Linked DNA regions of Homo sapiens: regions 1 and 2 are each linked to region 3. A link is a loop called in an ENCODE intact Hi-C map of the cell type or tissue named here. Cell type or tissue: dorsolateral prefrontal cortex. All regions are shown on one strand. Region 1 holds the start of ZSWIM5 (zinc finger SWIM-type containing 5). Region 2 overlaps ZSWIM5 (zinc finger SWIM-type containing 5). Region 3 overlaps LOC105378691 (a long non-coding RNA gene).

The links. A loop is a pair of places that touch in the nucleus more often than their neighbours do. Peaks named below come from ENCODE experiments on the same cell type or tissue, not always from the same donor. Only the 100,000 strongest peaks of a DNase experiment are listed, where the experiment ranks them.
Region 1: it touches region 3 in a loop (6-fold over the local background); 21 of 110 quality-filtered maps call a loop at or near these places.
Region 2: a loop joins it to region 3, with 7 times the contacts of the local background. A loop is called at or near these places in 107 of 110 quality-filtered maps.

What each region holds. Positions count from the first base shown.
Region 1 is chr1:45,204,985-45,207,484 of GRCh38, reverse strand. It overlaps ZSWIM5 (zinc finger SWIM-type containing 5), which reads left to right and starts at 880. Exons shown (of 14, transcript NM_020883.2): 1 at 880-1,729. The coding sequence starts at 1,135. RefSeq lists silencers at 654-1,073, 1,274-1,433 and enhancers at 502-1,401, 1,402-2,302. In dorsolateral prefrontal cortex, no CTCF peak of the experiment used is centred here; DNase peaks (open chromatin) are centred at 1,014 and 1,724; H3K4me3 peaks cover 2,391 bases; H3K27ac peaks cover 2,489 bases.
Region 2 is chr1:45,017,516-45,020,015 of GRCh38, reverse strand. It overlaps ZSWIM5 (zinc finger SWIM-type containing 5), which reads left to right. Exons shown (of 14, transcript NM_020883.2): 14 at 700-2,500. The coding sequence ends at 1,562. Among named protein-coding and RNA genes, the nearest start is that of UROD, 6.5 kb to the right of the region's middle. In dorsolateral prefrontal cortex, CTCF peaks have their summits at 997 and 1,199 (motif pointing left); a DNase peak (open chromatin) is centred at 1,185; H3K27ac peaks cover 1,043 bases.
Region 3 is chr1:45,299,124-45,301,623 of GRCh38, reverse strand. The region is part of intron 1 of LOC105378691 (a long non-coding RNA gene); the gene reads left to right. Among named protein-coding and RNA genes, the nearest start is that of LINC01144, 3.5 kb to the left of the region's middle. RefSeq lists a silencer at 1,093-1,387. In dorsolateral prefrontal cortex, CTCF peaks have their summits at 957 and 1,157; a DNase peak (open chromatin) is centred at 1,223.

The DNA of each region.
Region 1 (2,500 bases), 94 kb after region 3:
CAGCAAATTCTGAAATAATCTGAGCTTTCTTGATCGAGCAAGAAACAGTAACTTACAATTGCGTGTTGTTTATGGAGTTAGTGATGAAGCTGCCATTCTTGAGCACCCACTATGTGCCAGGCAGAGGATAAATTATAGTGAAGGAAATAGACATGATTCTCACTCTCATGGAGTTGACAGTCAGACATTAAACAAATATATAAAAATACAACTATGTAAAGGTGTAGAAGACTGAGCCAAGTGAGGAAAACATGAAAGACCTAATTCAGATTGGAGGTAGGGGATCAGAGAATTCTACCAAAAAACACGCAAAAGTGTTTTGTATTCTAGGATGCAAGGTGCTAAACCCTCCAAAAGACCCCACCAGGATGCAACCCCCGTGGCGATAAGATCTTGATGCCCCATTGTCAAGGGGTGGTGCGACTTTGTCCCACTCTGGGGTGGGGTGACCGCCGGCTTTATCCTACATTGTTGTGGCGTGAGGTGAGTTTTCATCATCCGAACTTTCTGATGTTTTCCCCTAGTGTCTTCTTTCCCAGCGTCTTTCTGCCAGATCTTCCGCTCTGCTGTGACAACCTCCTGTCACATCAGTACCGTTGGAGCTGGATTGTTTTTTTCTCCTTGTACCCCGCGAGCCTATAACTTCACGGAGGCGGCTCCTTGGATGGCTTATGGCCCCGCCATTTCATTCAGTCACACAGTCCATTCCTGTCTGGCCGGCGGCAGGTGGGTTGGAGGTGCGCGGGCGGGCGGGCGGGCGTGCGAGAGCGTCCGGCGCTCCTCTCCCCTCCGCGGTCGCCGGATCCGCGAGAGCGCTCGGCTCGCGTTCTAGGCTGTTTGCGCCTGGAGCGCGCCGCGGGCCCGCGCTCGCTCCCGCCTGTCTTCGCGTCCGCGGCGGCCAGGACACCGCGCGCCGCCTCACGCTACCCTGCAGGCCGCCCGCGTCTGCCCTCGCGGCGCGCTCCCGGGCCCGGCCGCGGTTCCCCACTCGGGCCGGCTGGCTCGCGGGTTCTCTCGCCCCGCCCCCCTCGGCGCCACCGCTGGGCGCTTGCGCGGGGCGCGTGGCCGTGGCCAGGGTCTCCGCCGCAGCCCGAGCAGCCGCCGCCGCCTCAGTCAGTCAGTCAGTCCCCAGCAATGGCGGACGGAGGTGAGCGAGAGGAGCTGCTCTCGCCGTCACCGGTCTCTCCGGCTAAGCGGCAGTGTTCGTGGCCCAGCCCGCAGGCTCATCACCCTCGCGGTTCGCCTGGGGCAGCCGGCGGAGGGGCAGGGGGCGTCGGCAGCAGCTGCCTGGTCCTCGGGGCCCGCCCCCACCTGCAGCCGGATTCCTTACTGGACTGCGCCGCCAAGACGGTGGCGGAAAAGTGGGCATACGAACGGGTGGAGGAGCGCTTCGAGCGGATCCCGGAGCCCGTGCAGCGCCGCATCGTCTACTGGTCCTTCCCGCGGAATGAGCGGGAGATCTGCATGTACTCCAGCTTCCAGTACCGGGGCGGCCCCGGCGCCGGCGCTGCTGGCGGCGCCGCGGGGGCTTCGCCGGCCGAGGAGGGGCCGCAGCCACCCCCCGGGGCCGCCGCTCCGGCCGGCTCCGCCCCCGGGGGCGTCGCGGCTGGGGCATCCCCCGGGCTGGGCGCAGGGGCCGGCGCGGCCGGCTGCGGTGGCGAGGGGCTCCCGTTCCGCCGGGGCATCCGTCTGCTGGACAGCGGCTCCGTGGAGAACGTGCTGCAAGTCGGTATGTGCTCGTCCAGGCGTTCTCGGGTCCTCAGCCTCCTCTTCCGCGGGTGCCTCTTCTCGGCCCGAGCCCTGGGGCCGAGACCCCGGCCTTCTGCCCAACTCCTGTACCCCTGCCGAAGGACGAACAAGTCACAAAAACTTTTTTCAACCTTTCACTCAGGTCCACCACTGCTCTTTCCTCCACTGACCCTCTACCCCAATTTCTTTTTGTTTGAAGAGTGAATAGATCTCTCTTCTTCACTCTTTCTATTCCCCACACCAAGGCAAAGAGAATGGGGAGGTATGACTTTTTGGATGTAATAATTTCAGAAATGTGTTGTCCTAATTTAAGTTTGGAGAGGAGAGGATTGTTAGTAAATCTGGAACAAGCGGTTTTAGAGGGAGCGTTTGAGGGACAGACTGTCAGAGGCAATCTATAGCCCTAGCCGATTGAGTCTCGATGAAATTAACACTGGGAAAAAAGCCCCAACAAAATACTGCATGTTTCAGACAGTTTTAATTGTCTGCGTTAGGATTTTTCCCCTGGACCGGTGATGCTTGGGAATCTAGGCTGCGGACTAACAATAACCGAAGATGGAAATGTGACAGCTTCTCCTCCACACCCCCACCCAAGGAAAAAAAAAAAAAAAGCCATACAATCTGGAGTGGGGGTGGGGTCTCTCTTCCTTGTCAGACTGGGGTAAATCAAAAGCTGGTCACGCTGGGTTTTTCAAAAGCTTCTCATTTAACAAGTCCTATTTGCTTTTATCTTTTTGTTATGGAAAAATAT
Region 2 (2,500 bases), 280 kb after region 3:
TACTCTTGGGACAGGACAATCAATCCTTAGAGCTCTCATATTCCTATGAGATCTTAGGTCCATCAGGAGATGGCCTAAGAAAGGATGGGGCTGCTGGTAGGAGAAGGTGGCCTCTGTTCAGCCAGCCCAAGCCCTGTCTTCACTGCTTGAACCATATCCTGATGTCAGCAGCCCTTGATCCTCTCAACAGAGACATGTCTAAGAGAATGAATTTTCAGTTGCTACTCAAGTGCTCCCTTGGGAGGTAGTGGGCCCAGTGGTTTGGTCCCCATCCCTGTGCATGCTTGTAAAAAACTCCAGACAACTTAGAGGCTCAGGACCCTTTCTAAAGCCCAAAGCCCCAGCACAAGACTCTACCCTGAGAGGCCCCACTTCAGCTAGAACCCCTGGCAGATCTGTAACCCATGCCTCAGGGCAAGCAAACCCCAGGCTCTACTGTCCCATCCTTGTGAGGGGCTAAGAGCACCTGCAGAAACCTTCAACTCTCTGACCTGGGGAAAGAAGGGATAGGAAGAGACCCCAAACAGGGTCTGGCCATCTGGGATGCTCCCCTTGCCCTGGTTTGCCTCATATCATCTCAAGGTTGCTGAGGAGGAAGAATTCATCTCTGCAGGCCAAGTTCAAACCCCAAATGGTAATCTGGGTAGACCTGAATCAGGACCCAGATGGCCACGGCTGAGCTCAGGCTCCCCCTGACAGGTGTGCGGGCCCTGGTGAGCATCTTGCAGAGCTGGTACACACTCTTCACCCCTACTGAGGCTACTAGTATTGTAGCTGCCACAGCCGTATCCCACACCACTATCCTGCGCCTCAGTCTTGACTATCCACAGCGGGAGGAACTGGCTAGCTGTGCTCGCACACTGGCTCTACAGTGTGCTATGAAGGATCCACAGAGCTGTGCCCTGTCAGCCCTTACACTCTGTGAGAAAGACCACATTGCCTTTGAGGCAGCCTACCAGATTGCCATTGATGCTGCTGCTGGTGGTATGACCCATTCACAGCTGTTCACCATCGCCCGCTACATGGAGCTCCGTGGCTACCCGCTACGTGCCTTCAAGCTGGCCTCATTGGCCATGAGCCATCTTAACCTGGCCTACAACCAGGATACTCACCCAGCCATCAATGATGTGCTCTGGGCTTGTGCTCTCAGCCACTCTCTGGGCAAGAATGAGCTGGCAGCTCTCATCCCCCTGGTGGTGAAGAGTGTGCACTGTGCCACAGTGCTTTCAGACATCTTACGACGCTGCACAGTGACTGCACCTGGCCTGGCCGGCATCCCAGGCCGCCGAAGCTCTGGAAAGCTCATGTCCACTGACAAAGCTCCATTGCGCCAGTTGCTGGATGCCACCATCAATGCCTATATCAACACTACACACTCACGCCTAACACACATCAGCCCTCGCCACTATGGAGAGTTCATTGAGTTTCTAAGCAAGGCTCGGGAGACCTTCCTGCTGCCCCAGGATGGCCACCTGCAGTTTGCCCAGTTCATCGACAACCTCAAACAGATCTACAAAGGCAAGAAAAAGTTGATGCTGCTGGTGCGAGAGCGCTTTGGCTGAGAGAGCAGATAGCTCACTGCCAGAGCAGCCTGGGTTCCCAGGTAGTATCAGGTCAGGCCAAGGGCACTGAAACATTTGTCCACCCTGAGAGAACTCTGAGCACCTGTGGATGAGGCCAAAGGACCACAGGGCTAAGGATGGGGAAAGTCCAGCTCTAGTCGATAATGCCTACCTTGGCAAGCTTCTGACTACAGCCTACTGTTCATGGAGGAGCTGGGCCCTGCAGATCGACCAGAAACCCCACAACATGCCACCTCATGCCCCTATATCCTGCGTGTCCTGAGCATTGGCCCTGTCTCCCTTGGCAAACACAGAACACTGTTCCATCTCAGGGATTGCTTAACCAGAGAAACAGACACATTTGTGGGACTGTAAATACTATATGTGTTGCTAATTATTGTAAACTTGTAACTATTTATAATTCTGCTTCTGATTTGATGGGCACTTGAAGTAGCTGTGGGTAGGAGGATATGCTTATTTTCTGAGGAGACTCACAACCATTTCTCAGGTTTCCCTTGCAGAGTGTTTGCTGGTAGCAGTGGAAGAGTGGGGGTGCCAAGGAGAAAAATGGCCAGTTAGGATCAACCCAAGTCTAGTCTATGCAGAATCCCCCACCTACAGACAGGGCATTTATAGTCCAGTGGTGAGTGAGGGACAGAGGCCAGGACTGGACTTAGACTTTTGCCTCACAAAACTGTGAGGACATTGAAGCTCCTGCCTCACACAGCCTCTTCAGGAGCCTGCTGAACACCTGAGAAACAAGTGCAGGGAGAAGATGAAGGTCTGGGAAGCCGCTGAGTTCATAATATTCATCTACTGTGGTCACCTTTGTGTTAGCAAGTGTGTGGTTTCATCTATAATTGTGTGTGTGTATCTTTATGGCTAAGTACATGTGTGTATGTACATAGATACATCTGTGCATGCCTGTTTGTGCACAT
Region 3 (2,500 bases):
CCTCAACCTCTCCAGCTCCTCCTGCCTTAGCCTCCCGAGAAGCTGGGAAGCTGGGACCACAGACACACCACCATGCCTGGCTAATTTTCCTTTTTTTTTTTTTTTTTTTTTTGAGACGGAATCTCGCTCTGTCACCCAGGCTGGAGTGCAGTGGCGTGGTCTCAGCTCGCTGCAAGCTCCGCCTCCTGGGTTCATGCCATTCTCCTGCCTCAGCCTCCTGAGTAGCTGGGACTACGGGCGCCTGCCACCACGCCTGGCTAATTTTTTGTATTTGTAGTAGAGATGGGGTTTCACCGTGTTAGCCGGGATGGTCTCAATCTCCTGACCTTGTGATCCGCCCACCTCGGCCTCCCAAAGTGCTGGGATTACAGGCGTGAGCCGCTGCGCCCGGCCAATTTTCCATTATTTCTTACCAACGGTCACCTTTCTTTTCCTCCCTTTGTCCCCACCACCTTCTGTACCACCTGGACACTGCAATGATATTCTAATTCTAATTGCCTCCCTGGCTTTAGGCTTGCTACTCTTTTTTTTTTTTTTTTTTTTTTTTTGAGGCAGGGTCTCACTTTGTACCCCAGGCTGGAGTGCCCTGGCGTGATCTCAGTTCGTTGTGGCCTTGACCCCCTGGGTTGAAGTGGTAGGCTTGCTACTCTTTAAACCAGCTTCCACCCTGTAGCCAGAGTTAACTTTGAGAAATGCAGATCTAATTATGTTACTATCCTGCTTTTTAAAACCTTTCAATAAGTTCTGATTGCTCCTAGGGTAAAGACAGAAACTTTTTCCATGGTTGATTAGGCTCAGACAAACTCTCCAGCTTTTTTTGGTTACCGCTGTCCCCTTCTCCATGCCATAATTTGTTTCTTGAAGGTTTTCTGTTCCTTCGCACTCAGGGCTTTTTTCTTTGCTGTTTTCTCCATCCTGGAATGCTCTTTCTTTCCCTCTCACCTTAACCTGGCTAACACTTTTTCAATCACCAAGCCTCAGCATAAATTTCACTTGCTTGCGGATGCCTTCCAAGACCCCTGAGACTTATGCCCAGTGTTGAGAGCACAATAAATATATGAATATGTTTATTCACATTACATATATGAATATATGAACCACAATAAATGTATGAACGAACCACTTACGGGCCAAGTGGGTGATTCTTAGGCTGCAGTTTTTTCATATGACCTGTAGATGTCATCATTGGCCTCAGCTTAACTCAGTCTAGGCTGAGTGGTCCCCAGCCTGGTGTGTTCATCCAGCAAGTTGGAAAGGTTGTCGAAAAGCCCAGCTTCTTCCCACAAGGTCTGATACCTTTCCATCTGTCCTGGCCAGCTGCCTTGATAGGGTGACCAACCATCCCAGTTTTCCCAGGACTGAACTTTCAGTGTTCCAAGGACAAGGAATTTTCAGTGCTAAAGCTGGGATAATCCCAGGCAGGTGGGAGAGTTGGTCACCCAACCACAGTCAGAAGAGCCAAAACTCCCATATCTGACCTGGAGCAAGGTCTATGCCCAGCAAGAGGGCTTAGCTTCAACCCAGCCAAGCCCCTCACAGCAACATCTGTGGTGGGCAGACCCTGCATGCAGCCTGGTGATTGTAAGAATTAAGAGAGAAACAGTATTTACACTGTAAATAAATATAAAGAGACTCACCTTTGCCAGGCAATCGCTACCATTTAGTGAGTGCCACTGGGTATAACACACTTACACATATTGTTTCTAATCCTTATAGAAATCCTAAGAGTACAGTTTACTCCCTTTTTGGAAATGAGAAAACTGAGACTCAGAGATTAAGTAACCAGCCCAAGTCACACAGGTGTTAAGTGGTGAAATTCAAACCCATGTCTGTTCAACCACAGAGCTCCTGTGATTTTCCCTGAACCTGCAGCCTGGCCATTTTTCTGCTGCTCTAATCTTCATTTGGGAACCCAGGGATATGAATGGGAAGCAAGAGGCAGGTGTGGGTGGAAGGGGTTGAGGAAGGGGGCCTGTGATCAGGGCTTGGGGAAGGGGATGGGCACATGGCATTGACAGCTTGCTTGTCCTTTCATGAGTGGGCTCTGCCACCTTGAGCTAAATGTGGACATAGCCTGGGGACATCCAGGGAGGCTCCTTCATGGGCCCTTATTCTGACACCAAGTTGGGTTCTAATTGAGGAGCCAGGGCTATGTTTCCCAGAGTCCAGGATGGACCTAGCCCACTCTCATATGATTGCAAAGGGACTTCTGGACATGGGAGAGCACGAGAGTTAGCCATAAACTGGAGGGACAAGTGCTGGGTGGGGGCTGTGACCAGGGTCATGCTCAGTGAATGACTGCAGTTAATTGTATAGCCAGGCTTCTCTCCTTCCCAGGGACATTGTAAGGCTGAGTTTTATTTTGCCCAGGCAGTCACTTAGGAATTGAGCTGCTTTTGAATAGTGAACAAAAGTTGCTTTTGTACAGGTATGGACCAAGGCCTGACTGTGATGGGCAGTGGCCTGGCAGCCAGATGTCCCCTCCACAGGAAGTGTAATA